Linked DNA regions of Homo sapiens: all the other regions are linked to region 3. A link is an interaction called in ENCODE POLR2A ChIA-PET data of the cell type or tissue named here. Cell type or tissue: MCF 10A. All regions are shown on one strand. Each heading gives the region's core, and the rest is flanking DNA. Links, peaks and the distances in the headings are about the cores only.

Evidence for each region. Peaks named below come from ENCODE experiments on the same cell type or tissue, not always from the same donor. Only the 100,000 strongest peaks of a DNase experiment are listed, where the experiment ranks them.
Region 1: POLR2A ChIA-PET joins it to region 3 with 5 read pairs; 1 of 35 experiments calls an interaction of 5 or more read pairs at or near these places.
Region 2: POLR2A ChIA-PET joins it to region 3 with 7 read pairs; 3 of 35 experiments call an interaction of 5 or more read pairs at or near these places.

The regions. Positions count from the first base shown.
Region 1 is chr1:84,100,366-84,108,675 of GRCh38, reverse strand. It overlaps a transcript of PRKACB not described here. Among named protein-coding and RNA genes, the nearest start is that of PRKACB, 40 kb to the left of the region's middle. In MCF 10A, for the core only: no CTCF peak of the experiment used is centred there; a DNase peak (open chromatin) is centred at 5,125.
Region 2 is chr1:84,848,337-84,856,646 of GRCh38, reverse strand. All of the region lies in intron 2 of LPAR3 (lysophosphatidic acid receptor 3), which reads left to right. Among named protein-coding and RNA genes, the nearest start is that of LPAR3, 41 kb to the left of the region's middle. RefSeq lists an enhancer at 1,975-2,224. In MCF 10A, for the core only: no CTCF peak of the experiment used is centred there; DNase peaks (open chromatin) are centred at 1,276, 2,086 and 4,606.
Region 3 is chr1:84,910,466-84,918,775 of GRCh38, reverse strand. No RefSeq gene overlaps it. Among named protein-coding and RNA genes, the nearest start is that of LPAR3, 21 kb to the right of the region's middle. In MCF 10A, for the core only: no CTCF peak of the experiment used is centred there; a DNase peak (open chromatin) is centred at 5,055.

The DNA of each region.
Region 1 (8,310 bases), core at 234-8,233, 810 kb after region 3:
ACAACTATGGGCATCAGTTTCTCATCTGCAAATGAGGTTAATAAAAGTACACTCCTTATTGGAGGGTCTTCGGGTGGATTAAATAAACAGATTAAAGCACTTATAATGGTGTCTGGTATACAATAAGCACTATATTATTATTATAATCTCAATTTGTTAAAACTCACTTTTTTTTAGTATTTTAATTTTTATTTTAGGTTCAGGGGTACATGTGCAAGTTGGTTATATAGGGAAACTTGTGACTCAGGGGTTTGGCATACAGATTTTTTCATCACCCAGGTATACCCAATAGTTTTTCTTTTTCTTTTCTTCTTTTTCTTCTGAACCTGTCCCTCCTCCCGCCTTCCACCCTCAAGTATATCCTAGTGTCTATTGTTCCCATCTTTCTGTCCATGTGTTTTCATTATTTAGCTCCCACTTATAAGTGAGAACATGTGATAGTTGGTTTTCTGCTCCTTTGTTAGTTTACTAGAGTTAATGGCCTCCAGTTCCACCCATGTTCCCGCAAAGGACAGGATCTCACTCTTTTTCATGACTGCATAGTATTCCATGGTGTATATGTACATTTTCTTTATCCAGTCTACCATTGATGGACATTTAGGTTGACTCCATGTCTGTGCTATTGTGAATAGTGCTGCAATGAATAAACAAGTGAATGTGTCTTTATGGTAGAATGATTTCTATTCCTCAGGATATATACCTGGTGGGATTGCTGGGTCCAATGGTAGGTCTGTTTTTAGATCTTTGAGGAATTTCCACACTGCTTTCCACAATGGTTGAACTAATTTACACTCCACCAGCTGTGTAAGTGCTCCCTTTTCTCTGCAAGCTTGTCAGCATGTTATTTTTTTACTCTTTAATAATAGCCATTCTGACTGGTGTGAGATGGTATCTTGTGGTTTTGATTTGCATTTCTCTAATGATTAGTCATATTGAGCATTTTTTTCATGTTTGTTGGCCGCATGTATGTCTTCTTTTGAAAAGTGTCTGCTCATGTCCATTGTGCACATTTTAATAGGGCTGTTTGCTTTTTGTTTGTACATTTGTTTAAGTTCCCTGTAGATTCTGGATATTAGACCCAGACTAACTATACATTAGTCAGATGCATAGTTTGAAAATATTTTTGTAGGTTGTTTGTTTATTCTGTTGATAGTTTCTTTTGCTATGCAAAAGCTCTTTAAACAGGTCCCATCTGTCAACTTTTGCTATTGTTGAAATTGCTTGTGCCATTTTCGTTATGAAATTTTTGCCCGTTCTTATGTCCAAAATGGTATTTCCTAGGTTATCTTCCATGGGCTTTACAGTTTTAGGTTCTCCATTTAGGTCTTTAATTCATTTTGGGTTGATTTTTGCATATGGTATAAGGAAGGGGTCCAGTTTCAGTCTTCTGCATACAGCTAGCCAATTATCCCAGAACCATTTATTGAACAGGGAGTCCTTTCTCCATTGCTTGTTTAATCAGCCTTGTCAAACATCAGTTGGTTAAAACTGACACATATATCCATTTTATATATGTTTTAAAATATATTTTAACTTTTATTTTAGGTTCGGGGGCATATCTGTAGGTTTGTTATATAGGTAAACTTGTGACTTGGGGGTGTGGTGTACAGATTATTTTGTCACCCAGGTACTAAGCATACTACTCAACAGGTTTGGTTTTTTTGTTTGTTCATTTGTTTTCCTTTTTATCTTTCTCTTCTGAACCTCTCCCTCCTCCTGGGTGTGTGGCTTCATTTCTGGGCTCTCTATTCTGTTCCATTGGTCCATGTGTCTGTTTTTATACCAGTACTATGCTGTTTTGGTTACTGTAGCCTTATAGTACAGTTTGAAGTCAGGCAATGTGATTCTTCCAGCTTTGTTCTTTTTGCTTAGGATTGCCTTGGCTATTTGGGCTCTTTTTTGGTTTCATATGAATGGTAGAATAGTATTTTCTAGTTCTGTGAAGAATGTAATTGGTAGTTTGATAGAAATAGCATTGAATCTGTAAATTGCTTTAGGCAGTATGGCCATTTTAACCATATTGATTCTTCCTATCTAAGAGCATGGAGTGCTCTTCCACTTGTCTGTGTCATCTCTGATTTCTTTCAGCAGTGTTCTGTAATTTTCATTGTAGAGCTCTTTGACCTTGGTTAGCTGTATTCCTAGCTATTTTAACCTTTTTTGTGGGAATTGGGAATGAGATTATATTCCTGATTCGGCTCTCAGCTTGGGTGCTGTTAGTGTATAGCAATGCTACTGACTTTTGTATATTTATTTGTATCCTGAAACTTCGTTGAAGTTGTGTATCAGATCAGGGAGCTTCTGGGCAGACTATGGAGTTTTCTAGATATAGAATCATGTCATCTGCAAACAGGGATAATGTGACTTCCCCTCTTCCTATTTGAATGCCTTTTATCTTTCTCTTGCCTGATTGTTCTGGCCAGGACTTCCAACACTATGTTGACTAGGAGGAAACTCACCCATATACTTTTAAACAGGATATACAATCACCCCTTGGTATCCATGGGAGATTGGTTCCAGGGCGCCTCTGGATATCAAAATACATGAATGCTCAAGTCCCTTATGTCAAATGGCATAGTATTTGTATATAGCCTATGCACATCTTCCTGTATACTTTAAATAATCTCTAGATTACTTATAATACCTATTATACTGTAATGTAAATAGTTATTATTATTTCTACTTTATTTTTTATTATTGTTTTGTTGATTCAACATTTTTGATTCATGGCTGGTTGAATCCTTGATTGTTTGAATCTGTGGATATAGAAAGCCAACAGTATTCAAAAAATGCTAACAAGCTGGGTGTAGTGGCTTACACCTATAATCCCAGCACTTTGGGAGGCCCAGGCAGGTGGATCTCCTGAGGTCAGGAGTTCGAGATCAGCCTGACCAATACGTCAAAATCCCATCTCTCCTAAAAAGAACAAAAATTAGCTGGGCTGTGGTGGCGTGCACCTGTAATCCCAGCTACTCAAGAGGCTGAGGCAGGAGAATCACTTGAATCCGGGAGGTGGAGGTTGCAGTGAGCTGTGATCGTACCACTGCACTCCAGCCTGGGTGACAGAAGGAGACCCTGTCTCAGTAAATAAATAAATAAATAAATAAATAAATAAATAAATAAATAAATAAATGCTAACAGTGGTTATCTGTAAATGCTAGGATTCTGGTAGATTTTTCTTCTTTTCTTTTTTTCTTACATGTAGGTAATGATGAATGGAAAATTTTCACCTTCTTAATATTTTTCTGTAAATTATTGAGTTGAGAAAAATAGTTTGATATGCTTACTCTAGGTCAAAAGTCGTGGTGCCTCGATGTCAGAATGACTTTTCCATGAAAGAGGAAAGTTTCTCTCCATAACAAGGGGGTGGAAATGAATTGGATGGTCCAGAAAAAAACATCCAGAAGAGAGGAGTGACCGCAGTTGTATTCTGTTCTAGAGAATGGTCAAGAAAGAAGACTTCCAATTAACAGTGCAGTGAGAGATTCAGTTGAAAAAAAATTTTAATGTCTCATGAGGACTACATTGGTTATTTACCTTTTGGTTATTTATACAAACTATCCTGAATTGTATTTAAGAAATTTTCAGTCAGCTGTGCTCTGCTAACTAAATGCCTTTAAGAAAACGATTTTTTTTGTTTTGTTTTTAGAGAACACTCCAAGGAGAGTCCCACTTGAGACTTTTTAAGTAAAGAATGGTTCCCAGCTTTATCTCCAATTATATAATTACTCTAGAATTAAGTCAAAAAGATATGCTCACCATAACTGCCCAACTAGTAGATGCAAGGTACTGAGGAATAAACTTCTATTCCATGGAAAACCTGTAGGTTTAAATAAATTTGTTTACAATAGAAAAAGGGTTCCAGAGGGCTCTCTGGAAAGGACTGGGACATAGGCAGTTTGACATGTGATTAAAAGCATTGGTTCTACATACAAATGGCCACAGGTATATGAAAAAATGCTCAACATCACTAATCATGAGGGAGATGCAAATGAAAGCCATCTCACCTCGGTTTGAATGACTATTGTTAAAAAGACAATAGTCTTTTTGGATGCAGAGAAAGGGAACTCTCATATACTTTTAGTGAGAATGTAAATTAGTACAGCCATTATGGAACAGTATGGAAGCTTCCTCAAAAAACTAAAAATAGAAGATATAATCCAGCAATCCCAATGCTGGCTATTAATGCAAACGGAAGGAAATCAGTATATTGAAGAGACATCTGCACCCCATGTTTATTGCAGCACTATTCACAATAATCAAGATATGGAATCAACCTAAACATCTATCAACAGATTAACAGAAAAAGAAAGTGTATATATATGTATATAAACAATGACCTACTATTTAGACATAACAAAGAATGAAATCCTGTTATTTGTGGCAACATGGATGAGCCTAGAGGATGTTATGTTAAGTGAAATCAGTCAGGTACAGAAAGAAAAATACCATATGTTCTCACCCATATGAGGGAGCTTTTAAAAGTGGAGCTCATACAAGTAGATAGGAGAATTGTGGTTATTAAAAGTTGGGAAGAGAATTAGATAATTGTGGGTTACTACAGATTAGAGAGAGGTTAACTGATAAAAAATCACAGCTAGATAGGAAAAGTAAGGTCTAGTGCTCCATAGCACTGTATGGTGACTATAATTTACAATAATTTACTGTACATTTTCAAGTACAAGAGAGGATTTAAATGTTCCTAACACAAAGAAATGATAAATGTTTATGGTAAGGAAATACTAATTACCCTGATTTGATCATTACACATTACATATGTATCAAAATATTACTCTGTATCCTATAAATATGTACAATTATTATGTGTCAACTAAAAATAAAAGGGAAGGGGAGAACACTAGTTCTTACTGGCTCTGTGAGGTTGGGCAGGTGATAGAATTTTTCTACTTGTGTTTCAGTTATCTGTGTTATGTAACAAACTTAGTTTTCAAACAATCACCATATTTTGCTCACAATTTTCTGGGTCAAGAATTTGGGCAACACACAGTAGGAACTGTTCATCTCTATACCACAATGTCTGGGGTCTAAGCTGGGTGGCTCAACAGCTGCGAGAAGCTGGAACAGCCCAAATGAGGTCATAGGTCTGCTGGCTCACTTCACACTGTTTGCTGAGTCACTCTCTCATCTGTCTTCAGCTGAAGGCTGGGCTGACTAAAAGGCCCATGAAATAATTCACCTTATCTAGTGCTACCAATCTCTCTCTTTCTTTCTCTACCCCCCACCCCCACACCCCATCTCTCTGTCTCTTTCTCTCTAAGTGGCTAGTTGGGCTTTGAACAGCATGTTGGTCTCAGAATAGTCAGACTTCTTGCATAGCAGTTCGCTTAAAAGAGGACAGAGCCTCAACCCTGTAACGGATCTAGCATCACATCCACCATATTATACTGGTTAAAGCAATGAGAAACCCAGCCCAGATTCAGTGGAATGAAGAAATATGCTATGCTTCTAGATGAAAAGGGTGGTTAAGAATTTGTAGCCATCTTCACTTTGTCACAGAATACTCCTCCATTTTCAAAATATACTTTACTCCTTCCAAGACCCCAAGAAGCCTTATCCTAAGGTCCAGGATGTAATCTAAATCAAATGCAGGTATAGATGAGGCCTCTCAGATCCAGTTTCCTGAGTGCAACTCCTCATACTTAGTTTCTCTTAATCTAAAGACTTGTGAACTAAAGAGACAAGTTATCTGCCCAATACACGATGGTGAGATAGGAATAGAAATTGCAATGGATACTCCCATTCAAAAAGAGGGAAAACAAGAGGTATAAACACTCCCTCATCAATAGCAATTCTAAAGTCCAGTTGGGCACATGTCACTCATTCCTTGATTAGTCCTGAGAGTAGTTCTCCTTGTCTCTTAGCTGTACTCTCTGGCTTCTTGGCTGCCCTCTCTCAATCATTCTTTCACATGAAATGGCCTATGTGAAGAGGTGAGTAGCTTTTCAGCCTGCTTCCTTTCCACAGTAGGTGAGGGCCCGTACACTTTTTTCCTTATTAATTATCTCTGACCCTTTCAATCAACATTAATACAATTTCTTTTAAAACTCTGTGGGTTTCTCATATTATCAAATTCTAATATATTCCAAGAGACAAAAAGCCACATCCACATTCCCTTTGGAGAGGGCTTTCTCTACCTTGGGCCTCACATAAGACTGCTATGGGACAAGTCCTTAAGATTTCTAAAAACCCCAACTGTCTAATTTAGAGTAACGTGAGCCACACACAAGATTCTCTTTTTGCATTTTTGTTTTCATTTTTTATTTTTTTTGAGATGGAGTCTCGCTCTGTCGCCTAGGCTGGAGTGCAGTGGCGCAATCTCGGTTGACTACAACCTCCGCCTCCCAGATTCAAGCGATTCTCCTACCTTAGCCTCCCAAGCAGCTGGGACTACAGGTGCCCAACACCACGCCCAGCTAATTTTTGTAGTTTTGTATTTTTTTTTTTTTTTAGTAGAGATGGGGTTTCACCACATTGGCCAGGCTGGTCTTGAACTCCTGACCTCGTGATCTGCCCACCTCGGCCTCCCAAAGTGCTGGGATTACAGGCACACACAAAATTTTTATAAGCCTTTCAGTCTAAATAAAGGTCTGTGAGACATCACTTTAAATTATCTGAGGTCATAGCAAAGGGTCTTACAGTATTTTTTAAAAGGTAGTTATTTTACTTGTTAAGAAAATTTTTAAGTCATGAGATAGTAATAAATAATTATCATAAAAATATAACTGCAGGCAGCTTTGAGGCCCTCCTTCTTGAACACAGGAATCTAGAGAATTCTCTAAATCTTTATTAAATAATAATTATCTCATTTATTATGTAAATCACTGCTCCCTGTATTTAGATAGATTAAATTCCTGTTACAATTTGGCACTAGGAAAGTGGCTTTATACTGTATCCTCACCATGTAGTGCTAAATTTTATGCTCAAATACAGTAACTAGCTTCAACATCGGTTTATTGGTTCAACCATCTTCTTGCCTTTGATTTCAAGGCTCTTGTATTTATAATTTTGCTTTAAAGGTTATATATGCCTTCTATTGAAAAACACCTGAAATCTTTTTTGGCTGTGGTAATGGGAGATGAGGAGGTGATAAGAATGAGTAATAAATGTAAGTTAAAAAGAAAGTAGGAAGTTCCATTTCTGGCTTGGGAAAATGAACCACCAACCCCCAAACCTGTCAGGGCTTAAGGAAAAAATATGCCTACAGGACATTTTTATGTGTCAACTTGGCTAGGGTATAGTCGTTAGTTATTCAACACTGATCTAGGTGTTGCTGTGAAGGTATTTTGTAGATGTGACTAAAGTCCACAGTCAGTTTACTTCAAGTAAAGGAGATTACCATAGATAATTTGGGTGGATCTGACTCAATCAGTTGAAAGCCCTTAAGAGCAGAACTGAAGCTTCCCAGAAGAAGAAACTCAGCCTGTAAAGTACAGCTTCAGCCTGTGATTGAGAGGTCCAGCTTGCCCTTCATTGCAGATTGCCCTATAGATTTTAGACTTACCTAGCCAGCCACCACAATCAATAAGTCAATTTCTTGCAATATATCTCTTCCGATATATCCTACTGGTTCTGTTTCTCTGGTGTAACTCTGACTGGCACATAGCCTTACAGCGTAATGAGTTTCTTATCATTGAAAAGATTATAATAAGGAGAAAACTAAATGAAGTAAAAACTTCACAAATTTTTAGAAAGGCAGTCAATATGGCACGGTTAACAACACTCTAGAGTCACTGTTTGGGTTCAAGTCCTAGCTTGCCTACTTTTTAACTGTGTGGCTTTGGACAAGTTACTTAATCTATGCCTCAGTTACCTCTTGTATAAAATAAGAACAATCATGGTTCCCACCTCAAAGAGTTGTAAAGATTAAATGAGTTGTTATAGGATTGATAACAGTGCCTGACACATAGAAAAAGCTATGTAATACTCTACAAACTTGATAGGTAGGTAGATAGATCTTCTAAGGTCCTTCAGATTTGATGAGTTTTAAGTACATAATTTTTAAAAGAAAATTTTCCTCACTGTGTTAGGGAAATGGTATAATATGGTGCTTATGAGCAGAGGGCCTAGAATCAGACTGATGGAGTTTGCATCATTCAAAATTCTGCCATTAAATGTGTGATCTTATCTTCTCTAAGCCTCAGTATTCTTACTACATAGGGTTATTCTGAGATAAAAGCCACTTTTTATAATTATTAAAGTTTTGGTGAATAACTTTCTAAAATGTCCCCATTCACTTTTATATCTTTTTATTCTTGATGATCCTGAGGATATGAATATAAATATATTTGA
Region 2 (8,310 bases), core at 234-8,233, 62 kb after region 3:
AAAGAGTTGGGACCAAAACACAGGCCTTTTGGTATTATTCATAAGCTTCATCGATGAACTGTCCTTACTCCATTAAAAAAGAGAGAGAGAGAAAAAAAAAGTACATGTGCCTAAGTTCGTGAGGAATTCTGAAACATTTGTTTTCAGCTTCTGTGGCCTTGTAGTTGCTTCTGCAACACAGAAGCCTGCTTTCAATGTTTACTGCCTGCATGCCTTAGTAATCAAATATCTGTTAAAATAGAAAAAAAGAAAACAGTTAAAGCTTTGCCTTAAGAAATGCTGAGTGAAATGAACAGATTGTTGGCACACAGGGGCTCTCTTGTTGCTGTGCAGAGAGTCATATCAGAAGGAGGGTGATTCTTTTCAGAGTCAAGCCATCCAGGCACCAGTACTCAGTACATTGAGTCCGGGGGTGTTCGTACTTTTGTCTTGAAATGGCTAGTCCCAGGAGCACCTTTGTCACAGATGATTTTCCTGTGTGCTTCATGGCATTGCTACAGAGGCCTATGGGAGGGAGGCATTGTTTTCAGGGCAGGCCGTCAATCGGTGGGTGCAAAAATGCAGTTGCCACTCAGTTGCTGCCCCTACGCTGCTGTTTGACACATCCCTTCCTGTTCTGACGGGGAACGTGGGGACTGAGATGACCTCAGTGTCTGATGCTGGAAGGAAGACAGCTTCAAATTAAAAAAGAAAATCCCTCATATGGCACTCCATCCCACTTGTTCAAATGCCATCTTGACACCTCTTCCAACACCACATTTCCAGGAGTCTGTCTTCTTTCTTCTGTCTCTGCCATATGTAGCCATTTGTTACCTCAAGTCTGGCTCTTGGTTCTTTCTTTTCCCCCCACGCCACTGTTTCAGACACCTCCCTTGGCAGTCAGTTTAGAAGTGCTTTTCCCAAATCAGTGTTCTTGTTTCCAATGTAACCACTGCCCTGCCCTCTTACTTCTTCCATTTCCTCTGGTCCAGACCCCTTCAGTTCCATTACACCAAATGCACTCAGCTTCTTTTATTCCCCTCTCATGCCCCCTTCTTCAGAACTTCTGGCTTTTCTTCTTTTTAGAAAACTGAAACCTTCCTCTTAAGCTGAAACAAACAATTATTGAATATTTTCTGAGTGCAAGGTGGAGAAACATTTCTCAAATTTGACCTCTTTGAAAAGAAGGTATAGGGAGAGGTTCCAGTACCCAACTACATCCAACCCTCCTGCCAACACCCAGCCTCCTGGAAGGTTTCATGTTCCAGAACTCAGGAACACCCTCTCTTAGGGCTTTGATTTCTGCCAAAGGAGAAATGTGGTCATCGTCTGTGACTCAGGCGTCATATCACTGGGCTAATTCAACATCTGGAATAGTATGGTGTGTGCTGGCCAATGGTAGAATTTTATCAAATTCCATGTTAACATTGTACTTCGAAAATTTCAGCTGGGGACTACTATGTTCATTGTGTATCTATGGCAAACATGTTGGGTGGGAACTGGGAGTAAAGGGTGTTTGCTGGAATTATGCCCTGTCGTGGACCTAGGGATCAACACAGAAGCTGGGATAAGGGGTAAGGGAACCAAGAGTTATTGGCAGGAGTCATCTTCCCTCCTGCACTGACAGTTGTCCCTCCAGCCCAGCCACCTGCTCTCCCTCACCACCAGATTGTTGTTAACTCTGCAGAGTATGTGGCGGAAAGATCCCATTACCTCAAAGAATCAATACTGTTGAGAGATTTGACCAAGTTCACTTTGTAAATTACTGCAGCATTGTGGCTGCAGCTCTGGACCTTCTAGTTCCTGCTTCTTCTAGTGGGTCCCAACTTCTTGCCTTGGCAAAATATACCTGTCCTTGGATGCCTGAGTGACAGTGAATCACAACAGGCGTTGTTTTCATCAAGTCAGAGAATTTACTGCTCAGTGGTGAACCTATTTTATTCTTTATGTTTTTTTCTGCATTTTATATTTTCTCATCATAAACATTTATTGACTACCTTGCTAGGTTTTAGGCAGTGTACTAACTATGAGACATGGCCTCTACCCTGAAGGCACTGTGAATCTGTGCTTGCTCTAGTGGTTTATGGTTGTCAGGAAATGACCAAGATTTATGAGTCAACGGTTGTGTCACATGAGAGATAGATGACATGGAGGCAGACCTGTTCTGTGTGGCTTTTCCTGTGTGTGACTAATAGAGAACCCTATTTCCAGGCTTATTTGAGGAAATGAGAAATGTACTCAAAAAAGATAACTGAAGGCACAAAGAAATATACATAAGGGCTGAATGAGGGGGCCTAGGCTGAAAAAATGCTGTGGGCTTGGATGGTCCATGGAGGCCTCTTTGAGAAGGTAGAATATAAGCCTGATTTCAGTGTAACAGGTGGAGAGGAAAGGGGAAGGCATTGCAGATAGGAGGAAAGGCAGGGTGGGAGACAGGTATACATATGTCTAGGGAGGCCATGCCAGGGCCGTGGGTAGAAAGGGGAGACTGGGCAGACTGATTTCTGGAATAAGGAGTTTGAATAGTAATGACAATCTGGTTTGAGAGACATAAGGGAGCCAGAGACTGGAAGGCCTTGGATCCTAGGGTCCTGTGGACTTCATTGTCAGATATCTAAGAGAGACTAGGCAGATAACATGGGTATATGAATTGGGTCTGGAGTGGATATAAGGAAATAGGGAGGGGTGGTGCCTGTGGCTAACTAGACAGATCATGCCCTGTGTAAAGACAATCAGTTTCATTTTTTGTTAAAAGACCATGCAGGCCCAATTAAATAGGCCTGTGGCCAGTCTTCAGCCCACAGCTGAACTGCCTCATCTGGCAAGAAAGAGCCCATGTAGGATCTTGAGTGTTGAGAAGGTGGGAGTTGCAAAATGCAAAGCAGGGTTTTAGAAAGATGAGAGGTGGGTTGGAGAGGGAGAGATCACTTAGGAGACAATAGGAGAGTCCCCAGGATCTGGGGATGGGAGGTAGCTCAGATGCCAGAGAGAGGCAGAGCTGGTCCATCATGGTAGATGTTGTAGGAAGGCACATTTGTCAGCAGCAGCTAGAAGGCCCATCGGGGCTGCAGGGGAGGAGAAGAGAAGCAGGCCAGTGGGGCGTGAGCTTATGGAAATCTGGCAGGAGGCAGAGAGAGAAGAAGCAGGAAGAGGGATCCATCATGGGAACTAAAATTCAGAGGCAGGGTCAGGCAAGAGCAACACTTAATCAAGCCTTGCCACTTTCCCCAAGGTCTTTGAGCTTTGCCCTGTCTCATTCCCCAGCTGACCTCCCAATCTTTGCTTTCTTCATCTGGCATGAACTCCCTTAATTTCCCTTCCTTCATATCTGAGTCCACCTGCACAGGTCACATCCTTACCATCCTAGCTTTTCACTAGGGCTCATTCCTTCCAGCCAGGAGCTGGGGGATCCACGAGCCTACTCTTGTCCTTATTCTTGCTTTCCTATGAGCTTGATCGTTCAAAAATGTAAGCCCTGACCTTAACTCCCCTTCTAACTACTGCTCTGTCTCTCCCTCCCTTCACTACCAGACTTTTGTTCTTGGTTTTTTTTTTTTTTTCTTTTCTTTTCTTATTTAGAGATGGGGTCTCCCTATGTTGCCCAGGCTGGTCTCAAACTCCTGAGCTCAAGCGATCCTTCTGCCTCAGTCTCCCAAAGTACTGGGATTATAGGCACGAGCCAGTGTGCCCCGCTGATTTTTTTACTCTTGTTTATTTTCTTTTCTTAATACTTCAAACCGTAGTAAGCTAGCTTCTTCCTATACTACTCTAATACTACTGTGTTTGATTAAGCCACCATTGTCTTCCTAGTTGCCAGATTTAGTGATCTACCTTGACCTTCCTGTTATGTGCCTGCTTGCTTCATGCTCCCTTTGATAGTGTCTTCCTCCTTCTGTTCCTTCTCTGCTGCTTGTCCAGTCTCTCCCATTTCTGACCATCTCTGAAATGCCCTTTGTTCCTTCTCCTTTGGGTCCCCAAGTTCTTTCCAGGTGATTTTACTCCTGCAGCTTGAACCAACCCCTCCATGTGAACGTCTCTCAAAGCAGCCTCTCCATCCTCAGCCTTTCAGGAGATCCCAATCTCTGTTTCCAGCTGCTGTCACGTGCACACCTGGATGTCCTGGAGGCACCACAAGCTTCAGCTGCCCTGCAGACCTGCTCTACCTGTTAAATAGGATCTCTGCAATGGGTTTCATCTGCCTTGCCTTCCAAGCTGGAAGTCTTGGTAGTACCATCTCTCTCACCACCTATAACCAATTAATCACCAAATCTAAAATTATTCACCAAATTGGCTGGGTATAGTGGCTCATGCCTGTAATCCCAGCACTTTGGGAGGCCGAGGAGGGCAGATCACGAGGTCAAGAGATCGAGACCATCCTGGCCAACATGGTGAAACCCCATCTACTAAAAATACAAAAATTAGCCAGGCGTGGTGGTGCACACCTGTAGTCCCAACTACTCGGGAGGCTGAGGCAGGAAAATCGCTTGGGCCCGGGAGGCTGAGGCAGGAAAATCGCTTGGGCCCAGGAGGCAGAAGTTGCAGTGAGCTGGGATTGCACCACTGCATTCCACCCTGGTGACAGAGCGAGACTCCAACTCAAAAAAAAAAAAAAAAAATTAGTCACCAAATCTACTTCAGTGGTGTCTCAGATCCTACTACACGCCTTTAGTCCAAGACTTGCTGTGTGTTGCTAACGGTCATCTCCGTCTGGATTCCCTCCTCCAGCATTTTCTTGCTCCAGGCCTTCCCCCACCACCAGCTGAGGCATTTTCCTAAAAAGCACAGTTAGCTCTGATCTTTTCTTGTCTACTCTTCCAAACTGGATAAAGCCCAAATTAGTTGGGATTACAAGGCTGCTTTCCCAGTCCTGTTCCCAGCCTCCTTTTCTATGCACTCCCCTCACACAGCCCCTGCTTCTGTCATGCCAAGCTTCTCACTGTCCTGCACATGTGCAGTGACTGCCTGAGGCTCCTCGAAGTTTTCTGTAGCATGGCAAACTCCTGTCCATCTTTCAAGATCCGACTCAAGAGTCTGCCTTCTCTATGATATTTTCTCTGACTCCCCAAGGCAGAGTTGATTATCCAGTGCTTCTGTAGTATACTATTTATATATTAAAAGAATTAACTCATAAAAGTAACCCACTCTATTAAAATTTATTTGCTAAGTGCCTCTCTTACCCGACTGTGAGCTTCTCAGGGACAGGACTGTGTGTGTGTGTTTTCACTTGTACAGTGCCTGGCACACAGTAGGCACTCAGTAAATGTTTATATAATGAGCCAACAAACATGCTTATTGGGTGGGACCTGGGGTGGGAACTGGCAGTTAGTGGAGGGTCTGGTCACAAGAACAAAGGTAAGAGGGACTGGGAAGGAGAACGTGGAAGAGAATCGACATTTATGAAGCACTTTGAATTGTCAGGCATTTTTATGGATAATTGTCTCATTTCTAATAACAGCTCATTTCTAATAACAACTCTATTGAGAAAAAAGGGATTTTTAAAAATTGACCACCACTTTGTGCCAGGCATTTATACATACTCTGTTTAATCCTCTTAGAAGGTGATGCTGCCATTATTTTAAATCTGAGGAAATGGAGGCCCAGAGAGATGGAAACCTGCCCCAGGTCATATATCAAGTTGTGGTAAAGGCTCCCCCTGCCCCAGGGCATACCCTCCTCCCAGTGCTGGGAGCCACCATCTCACCAGCCCACAGCGGGTGGGAGAGGCAGCCTGGGTGACAGTGGTTCTGGGCTGGTCCACCCAGACTGGCTCAGCCTGGGTCCTTGTGCTGATCGTAACTACAAGAACTCGTTCTATGTCACCTGGGACCCCTCTTACTAACTCTGCGCATCAGCCATGAATTGCTTCCTGGAATGCAGGCCTCCTGTGTCCTGGTTCTAACCAGTGGTTATCTTGGCCTGAGCCGGGGGGATCTGTGGTACAGAGTTAGCCTGGGTCTGGAATTGACTTCTGTGAGTGACCCAAAGGCATGAAAGATTTCTTTGGTTAGGGTTGGGACTAGAGGTTGGGGGATCTCTAGAGTCCCTGGTGATTGTTAGTTTTGTTTCTTTTTTCCCTTTCAAGGCAACATCTGGCTCTGTCACCGAGGCTGGAGTGCAGTAGTGCAATCTCGGCTCACTGCAACCTTTGCCCCTACCAGGTTCAAGCGATCCTCCCACCTCAGCCTCCTGAGTAGATGGGAGTACAGGCGCACACCACCATGTCCAGCTATTTTTTTTCTTTTTCTTTTTCTTTTTTTTTTTTTTTTTTTTTTTTGTAGAGACAGAGTTTCACCATGTTGCCCAGGCTGGTCTCAGTCTCCTGGTCTCAAGCGATTCTCCCACGTCAGCCTCCCAAAGTGCTGGGGTACAGGCGTGAGCCAGTGCTCCCAGCTTGATTGTTAGTCTTTAACTCCCTCCTTTGTGCGGTGGCTGGTTACATGGGAGGGGGTTCCATCAGGACTGCTGACAGCCTGCTACATAATTTGTGGGTCTTTTGTTCAAAAGGCAGGGGAGATGTGCCACTGAAGGTACTAAAATATAAAGCTCTCTCCCTTCTTCCGCCTGTCTCCTCTGCTCATCCTCATGCTCCTCTGGCTCCCTTACAAAATACAAGTTCAAAGAGAAAATTGTTGAAGATTTCAAGAACGTGACAGCAGAGCTGTCAACCAAGTGCAGGCCCTTCTGAGCACAGATCTGCGTGATCACACAGGGCCGCCCATCCGAGAGGCCGGCCCTGGAATGCTTGGCCTTAGCTAGCCTAGGACCAACCCTACTATGATCCAGGGAGCTTCAGGAGACTTAGATGTCATTAAATTAGCTCTCCTGGGATCATGAGGGTTAGAGGGTTAGCTGTGTACCTTGCCTCTGATCAGCCTCCTTGGTTTTGAGAAGTATTTTCGTTGAGGCCTCTTTGTCTTTTCTAGGGCTGGTATCTTTCCCCAGGGTGAGACTCCTTATCACCAGGCTCGAGCACTAGCAGGAGGGACACTGGTGCTACGTGGCAGAGACCTTCTTCCAGTTATCTTAGCAACTGGTGGATCCCAGGGACTCCCCTTAGAGTTTCTACATTATTGGGCTTTCAGAACTGGACTCACCAATGAGTCAGGGAGACAGTGTTCCTGCTCTCTATCTGTGCTGAGTCTGCCTATCTGGGCCCATGACAAGGCTTATGATAAAAGTGTTATATCCAGAACAGTCTTCCTCATGACTCAGTTTACAGCCTCAGAATCCTATAAATAGGCCCCAGACCAAAGTTCAGGACTTTTCTTTCTTTCTTTTTTTTTTTTTTTTTTTTTGAGATGAGTCTCACTCTGTCACCAGGCTAGAGTGCAGTGGCGCAATCTCGGCTTACTGCAACCTCTGCCTCCCAGGTTCAAGCGATTCTCCTGCCTCAGCCTCCCGAGTAGCTGGGACTACAGGTGCCCACCACCACGCCCGGCTAATTTTTGTATTTTTAGTAGAGACGGAGTTTTACCATGTTGGCCAGGATGGTCTGGATCTCTTGACCTCGTGATCCGCCCGCCTCAGCCTCCCAAAGTGCTAGGATTATAGGCGTGAGCCACTGTGCCCAGCCAGAACTTTTTATACAAGTTAAATAACTCTTCCCTTGGAAGGTCAGTGTTTTCCTCCCCAGGATATGTTCCAAGCTCCTTGGTTCTAGGGCATCTTACAGTTAGGCCTGATGTTCTATTGAGGGATCTCTAGACATTGTACTGTTCTGTTGAAAGATGCTCCAGAGACGTACTGAGTTTACTTCTGAGGGTCCATATGTTGCAAAACATGTAGCAGAGTTCCTAGGATCTGCGTGACTGCTTAGACATCCCTCTGTGACTCCTGACATGTGGCAAACTTAACGAATGCTGTCTCACAGTGGAGCTCTGTGCCTTCTGCTGGGACTGGGAGAACTAGTGAAGATGCTGAGGTGACACAGCAGACCCAGGTTGTTCTGGAGGCTCTACCTGAGTTTGCATGCAGCTTAGAAACTAAAACTGTGTCTTCTCAGTTGCATGGAGTGGACTCTCAGAAGGACATAGAGATTGTCTTACAAGAGGTTAATGCTCATTTATGGGGTGTTAACTGGACCCTTCTTCATTTGTTCCAACTTGGAAAGGAAATATTGTGTCTCTGGTCTAAGGCAACTTGCAGCTCAGGGAGGGTAGCTTTTGGGTGAGCCTGGAGAATATTTTGGCTTCTCAATTCTTCTTTGCTGGCCTCTGCATGACAAGGGATCACACAGGGCCTCCTGGCTCAGGGAGGCTCTGTGAATGTGGTCCACAGGGACAGTGCTAAGAACCGACCACTGGATTCTGTACTTCTGTTATTTGGGAGGGA
Region 3 (8,310 bases), core at 276-8,275:
GTTGATTTCCACTACTGTGATAAGTACTAAGGATGCAAGGAATGAGTGAGAAGATTCCTGCCCTCACCAAGTTTGGTGTCCAGTGGGAGAGAGAATCACAGAAAAAAACAAAGATAATACAAGGTCAGCCCAAGGTACTACATGAGAGCAGAATGGAGATAGCTTCTGCCTGCCTGTTGAGGAGACTAGACAATGCTGGAGCTTAGATTTGAAGAATATGTTGTATTTGACCAGATGGCCATGGCGTGGGATGGCCATGGCGTGGGATGGCCATGGCATGGGATGGCCATGGCGTGGGATGGATGAGGGTAACAATGGCAAAGGCCTGGACATCAGAGAGAGAACCTGGTCAGTTAGGAAAACGATGCTTTGGCGTGGTCAGCGTATAGGCTGTATACAGGGAAAATGACAGAAGACAGGACTAGAGAAGGGACAAGGCAAGGCCACAGGAGTATGTATGCCATGAGAGGGAGGGCTTTAGACCTGAGAACTGCATGACCAGAGAGGGCAGAACTGTGGAGGATGGGTTGAGGTGGAGGGAGGCAAGCAGGGAAATCAGTCACAAAGCTGCTGCAGCCATCCAGATTAAAGAGAGAGAGAGAAATGCCATTACCCTGTAATTAAACACAATCACAAACATAACGAGAAATTTGCCTTAAAATTATCTCTCAGAAATACACTAGATTGGCGTGTGTGCATGTATATATATATATAAAATATGTATTATATAACATATGTGTATGTATTGTATATGTGTGTGTATATATACGTGTGTGTGTGTATATACATATATGTTTTATCTATCTGTATATACTGTTATCCCCTGATATCCATGGAGGATTGATTCCAGGACCCCTGTGGAAACCAAAATCCATGAATATTTAAGTCCCTAATGTAAAATATTTGCACCTAACCTACACATATTTTCTCATATACTTTAAACCATCTCTAGATGACTTATAATACCTAATATAATGTAAATGCTAAGTAAATAGTTGTTATACTGTATTCAGGGACTAATGACAAGGAAAAAAAGTCTGTACATGTTTGGTAGAGATGCAACCATACATTTCTTCTGTTGGGTGAATCCACAGATAAGGAACCCATGGATCTGGAGGATCAACTGTATATTTTTGTTTCTCAACTGTATATTTTTGTTTCTCACAAGACTTTTCTGCTAATTACCCTGTCATTTTCTTAAGGGCTAATGCTTTTGAACTATGCATTTGGAGGGGAGGGTCTCCTTTCATAGCTTCTATTATTGAGAAATATACATTTGTTAGGATGAATGGGTTGAATGCATATTTCCATCACATGCATATTGCCTCTTCTCACAATTTTAAGAAAAGAAGCATATCCAAGACTTTCCGTTTCTGCATCATCCCTTCCCCATTACCCCTATACCCACACACTCTGAGATGCTCTGACCTTGGCCAGCAGCAGTTTTGTGTCTATTAAGGTGTCAAGACTTGGTGTAACCACTAATAAAATCTGTATTCTGTATTCTGATGCTTACAAACTGCATAGGGACTTTATAAGGACTCCATCCTACCCTCAGCCTCCCACCTGTGACCACAATCAAGATTTGGGAGTGGGATCACAAAGGTTTAGAGCCTAATGAGGCTGCCTGGGAAAGGAGGGTCTTGCAAGTAAATGCCAGGAGGTGCTTTGCCTCTGCTTCCCTTAGGCTAGGGCGGTGTGTGGGGGTGGGCGTGAGAAGACTGAAGGGGAGGGGAAGGGAGAGTGAACTGATGGGAGGGACGCTGAGACAGGATTGCTTTGTGCCCACTCCTACGACTGCCTTCATTTGGAAGGTGGTAGTAAATACAGTCATGTTGGAGGAATGTTTCTGGACCAAGGTAGCCTGAGACTGGGGGAACAGAGCAAGGAGAGTGGCATGGCCCCCATCTCACAAGAAGAAAAAATGAAGTTGTAAAAATGCCTGAGTGCATGTGGTACTGATCTGCCTTTTTCCATCCAGACCCTGCAGAGATGGTCAGCAGTTTGTGTTGAGACCAGTCCCAGTGATGCTCCTTCCGACTCTCCCAGCCCCAGCGACTGCACCCCATGAGGATTACAGGTGGTAAGCTCCTAACATTTCCTTAATTAAAACCCATGTATGCCGGAGGTTGCAACTTTTTGAATTTTTGCATGAGTGAAAAATCAGACCTTGGCAATGACCTTGAACAGTAGGATATAAATAACTCCCACATACTTAGTGTTCCAATAATGGAACACTAGGCATAAGTAGGTTTAATGTACGGAACATATGGGGTGCAAGGACAGAAAAAACCCATCAGGAATTTCCTCATTTCTCCAAGCCAGGTCAGGGGAGCCAGGCTGGACGTTGGCGTTGAGGGAGAACTCTCGCCACCCTGCAGGCTTACTATGAAGCAGGACACCCATCTCCAGCCCTGAGGGGCACAAAAGGCAGACTGGCATAGACCCCGTAAGGTTCAGCTCTTGACAGTGTGCTCAGAGGGCTAAGCCACAGCCTTAAGGTGATCCACTCCAGCACAGTGACCCTGCACGACCAGTGAGGCACTATGAGGGGATATCAACATTGTCCAAAGTCATTTCTGAACAATGAGCCACAAAGTCCTGGTTTGATCTCTGGGGAAAATGCATTTCAACCTCAAGCCAGAATAACATAAAGACTGCTTCCTGTATCTTATCCCTTGACAGCCAAGTTTCTTGAACAGCTTTTAAGGAACCATAGTAACAGTTGGAGGAAGGGGTGAGTGGATCAGTGATGATCCTTCTACTAGACTTTTATCTCCCTTGCATAAATGGCCCCATGGTCCACCTGGAAAAGGTAAGTGTAAGGAGAAGAGATGGCAGAGGCAGATAGGGTTTTAACCTAGGTGATGGGCAGATAAGTTTGGAGGTGGGGAGTTAACAGGCAACGACATGACTCCACCCTCCTCCCACTTTTCTCCAGGATGAGGGAGGTTCTGACCTTTAGCCTTTACGCAAAATACTCTTGTCAAAGTTTCCACATTTATGTGATTGAGACAAGAGCCAACATTTATTATCCTACATTAAAACTGAAGCAACTAAATGGGATAAAACTCACAGATATATATTTCTTCCCCATTGGCCTTTTCAAAAATGGCAATCAATTTTCACAGCAGGCAGCTTAGAAGGTCAAGTTATTGGGACAAAAATGGGTAAAAGCCAACTGAAACAGTAACATCAACCAGTGTCATCCACATAACTATTCAGCACCTTATGACCATGTAGCCAAATAAATTCTGGATAGATTACAGATTTAAATGTGAAAAATTAAGCCTATAAAAGGACTAGGAAAAAATACAAATAAATATTGATGTGATTTCAGAAGTCAAGAAGGACTTTCTGAGTTTAAAGCTGCACAGGCTGGACATGGTGGCTCATGCCTGTAATCCCAGCACTTTGGGAGGCTGAGGCAGGTGGATCACCTGAGGTCAAGAGTTCGAGACCAGCCTGGCCAACATGGCGAAACCCTGTCTCTACTAAAAATACAAAAAAGTTAGCTGGGCATGATGGCGGGAGCCTATAATCCCAGATACTCGGGACGGTGAGGCAGGAGAATTGCATGAACCAGGGAGGCAGAGGTTGCAGTGAGCCGAGATCTCTCCACTGCACTCCAGCCTGGGGGATGGGGGAGACTCCATCTCCAAAAAAAAAAAAAAAAAAAAAGCTGCACAAAACCATAAAATAACCAAATATATTTTATTATATAAAAACAAAACATTTTAGAAAAGTAAGAACGTAAACACAATTTAAAAAGCACATTGAGAGGCTGGGTATAGTATTTCATGCCTGTAATCCTAGCACTTTGGGAGGCTGAGGCAGGAGGATCACTTGAACTCATGAGTTCGAGACCACCCTGGGCGAGATGGTGAGGCCCCTTCTCTACAAAAAATAAAATAGAAATTAGCCAGGCATTGTGGCCCACACCTGTAATCTCAGCTACTGAGAACTGTGACCGTGCCACTGAACTCCAGCCTGGGTGACAGGGTGAGATTTCGTCTCTTAAAATAAATACATACATACAACCAAAAAGCACACCAAGGAAAAAACCATTGCAGCATATATGGCTGGCTTAGTATGCTTACTGTATTACTAGGCCAAACACGGTGGCTCACGCCTGTAATCCCAGAGTTTGGGAGGCCGAGGCGGGCAGATCACGAGGTCAGGAGTTCGAGACCAGCCTGGCCAACATGGTGAAACCCCTTCTCTACTAAAAATATAACAATTAGCCGGGTGTGGTGGTGGACACCTGTAATCTCAGCTACTTGGGAGGCTGAGGCAGGAGAATTGCTTGAACCTGGGAGGTGGAGGTTGCAGTGAGCCGAGATCGTGCCACTGCACTCCAGCCTAGGTGACAGAGCAAGACTCTGTCTTGAAAAAAAGAAAAAAAGAAAGAACCGTTACTAATTCTTGGAGCCCCCTCCATAAGGACTGTTTTCTGTCTCTGTGTTTCATGTGCCTAGTAAAGTTCCTGGTGAATAGCAGGCTATCAACAAATAACATATTTTTAAAAAGCTATATTTGGTTGAATGCACACTATGTCCATCTATTGTTGCCACTCATCTCAGCAAACATACAGATTACATAACAGGATCTCCATTTTACCAAAAAGAAAATTGAACACAGAGTAAGTAGAGAACCTGGATTCAAATCCAAAGCTTCTGACTCCAAAGCCTTCTCCATTTTTCCCTTTCCGCTGCCTGCCTTCCAAATGAATGCTTATTGAATAGAATTGAATGGCAGAAAAAAATGTTTAGCCTACTTAATGAGAAATGTGACTTCTATTTTCAAACAACACCTTGTTAAGCAACATTCCTTGAACTCAAATAATGCTGGTGTTCAATGGAAAATAATTTTTACCTTGGTGGGGGAGTCGAAAGCCCCATAGAAGTTCCCAGCTCTAACACTAAATTGCTTAGTGATTTAGACAAGTTGTTAAGCTGCTCCAAGTCTCAGAATCCTTATCTGTAATACAGGGATAATAAAACTGAGAGTGCAGAAAGGTTACGTAATTTGTCCAAGGTTACACAGTAGTAACCGCCTGAGTGGGCAGCTTGTCTTTACAGCTGGGTAGTTCACAAGGCTGATGTAATATCTAGGAGTAAATGAACGTGAACAAGCTTTGAAAAGGATAAACTGGACACATTGGGTGAATGGAGAGAAAACTTAAAGTAATAAGCCTGTTTTTTGTGCAAGAATTATGAAAATTAGTTTGATATGAACATCTCAAATGTCTTGGTGTGTTCTTCTTGACCTACTATCTATTTTTAAATTTCTATAGCTGAAAATATACACTAGTAGCCGATTATCCCCTCCTTTCTGCCCCCTTTACAGTAAACCAGTGTGGCAGTATTGGTTAATGAATCCAAGTCAGCTTGCCCACAATTATAATCTTATCTAACTAGCTTTTTTAAAAAAAGATAATTGCATCCACTGGGGTGGAGTTTCTGGCATGTGCAATAATGAATCACCAAATCATGATTTTTAAAAGATAGTTACCTCATAAAATCTGGACTCAGCACCTCTTTCATTTCACTGGCTAGAAGCCAAGAGAGTCCGTGTTAATAATGTGTTTTAATACCACTCATGTACTTTTCATGCCTTGATGCAGTATTTGATCATTGGTGAAATCAGCAGTTGGACATGCATCTCAATTACTGTACCTTTCAGAAGATGCCCTTCATATTCTCTCTCTGATTTACAGAATTTATTTTACTAAACTATTCAAGAGAAGATTGCATATACTATTATGAAAGGGGTATAATACAAATATTATAAGGCATAAAGGGCATAAAAGTTGCATAAATATGCAACTTCAGTGCATATTTCCTAAGAACAAGAATAATCTCTTATGTAATCACAACACAGTGTTCAAATTCAGGAACTTTAATATTGATGCAATGCTTTCATCAAATCTGCAGTCCATAATCCAGCTCATCAATTGTCCCAACAATTCTCTTTATAGCATTCTTTCCCCTCTCACACAGGATCCAATCCAGGGTCACTGTTGAATTTAGTTGTCGCACCTCTTGTTTCCTTTAATCTGGAACAGTCCCTCAGCCTTTCTTTGTCTTTCATGACTGAGATTTTGGAAGAATACTGGTCATTATTTTACGGATAGCCCCTTAATCTGGATTGGTGTTTCCTCATTATTAGATTCAGGGTATGCATTTTCGGCAGGAATACCACAGAAGCAGTGTGGTGTCATATTATATCCAGAGATCCACGCATTGGTCTGCCTCTCATTAGTGACATTTATTTTCATCCCAGTCACGGTGTTGTCCGGCTTCTCCATTGCTGTGGTGGTTATAGAAATGCACCGCCCTGATCTCCTGTTGTGAGGAGCATAATTGATACGCTGTCCTGGCTGATGCACTCAGACTCCATCTGCATGGGGACCACGCTTCCCACTGACTTCTGGCCAATGACTCTATTAGTGTCCCAATTACTTTCTTTTATTATTATTTTTTGTTTGTTTTGTATTTTCTAACTCATGTCAGCCATCTCAAGAATTCAGAATAAGGCCCGGTGCAGTGGCTCATGCCTGTAATCCCAGAACTTTGGGAGGCTGAGGTGGGAGGATTGCTTGAGCTCTGGGGTTTTAGACGAGCCTGGGCAACAGGGCAAAACCCCGTCTCTATTAAAAATACAAAAATTAGCCAACTGTGGTGATGCATGCCTGTAGTCCCAGCTACCTGGGGGCTGAGGTGCTAGGATGGCTTGAGCCGGGGAAGTAGAGGCTGCAGTGAGCTGAGATTGCGCCACTGCACTCCAGCCTGGGCAACAGAATGAGACCCTGTCTAAAACCATAGCAAGGCATGGCAAGACATTCTGGTCTCATGCTTGCAAGAGCTCCAAAACCCATTACTAAGAAAAATCATTTTTTACACTAAACACTTAACACTAGTTTTTCTTCATTTTGGATATATATGTAGCATGTTCAGTGATAGAAAGGTGAATGGTGTGAACTCTTTTACCGTTACCATTTACTTATGTAAATGTATAAATGATGGTAGTTTTACTCTTAAAGGTTAGACAAAGTGTACAATAACAGATAAGTGAGATATTACAGGCATGTTTAAGAAGTGGCGGGTAAAACTTTTAATACTAACAATCCACCATAGGAGCATGGGTTCAAAATAAGAATAACACCATATGTTTACATAGTACTAAAAGGTGTGTGAAGGGCTTTCACGTATATTATTTAGTTTTATCCTCACAATAGCCCCATGCTAGGTAGAGCAGGTATTGTTATCCCTACTTTATGTATGGCACAATCATATTATTTCACAAACAGAAAAAGTAAAGAAAGAAAGAAAGCTAATCGAAATGCCTGTGGATTATAAAATACGTATTTGAAATCTGGCATAAGAAATACCTACTCTGTTTCTGAAACTACCTACTCTGTTTCTGAAACTACCTACTCTTAAGCCTGGACATTTTTCTTTTATAATATTTAATGTAATTGCTAATACACGAGAATCAGTGTTCTCAACCTACAGAGAACCCTCACTTAAATCTGTAATTCCTTTTGCTGCTCTTTGCAATCAGGATTTAATAAATAAAATAACACAAGTACTGAATATGAATCCTTTTCCTTTGACATTACTGAACATTTTAAGCAGCTTTTAGATTGCCATGGGGTTAATTTAAAAAGAAAGACGAGAACAAAACTTAGTAATTTTAGATATGATTTACTTGGGAGGTGGGATAAGAAGGTGTTGTTATTTTTTTCCCTAGTAAAAACACTTGTCTAAAGGTTGCAATGAAAGTTGTGAGAAAATGGTTTTATGGACAAAATCTTGCTTTTTAGCAAAGTAACTTTTTGAAGAATTATTCTATTTGTGGTGACCCTCTTTGTCCAAATAACACATTTTTTCTTAAGGCCTCTTTTGATGGATATTAATAGAGTTACACAGGCTTTCTTTTAGTTAGTATTTTTTCAGTATATTTTTTTTATTATGATGATCTAAACGTATCTCATTCAAGTAGCATGTAGCTGGATTTGTTGGTTTAATTGCAATATCTCTATTTGAACCCAATTGTTTATTTTGCTTACATTTATTGTGATTACTGATATATTTGGATTTATTTCTATAATCCTAATTTGTGTTTTGCATAAACCATGCTGTTTTTCTTATTTGTTTTCCCCCGTCCTTTCCTTCTATTGGATTAATGGAGTTTATTTCCTTCTATTCCTTTTTATTTGGTATTTACTCTTAACCTCTTTACTTTTTACCTGACTTAGAAAAATCCAGAATTAATAAAAAGTCTCTATGCTACTCTTCAATAACA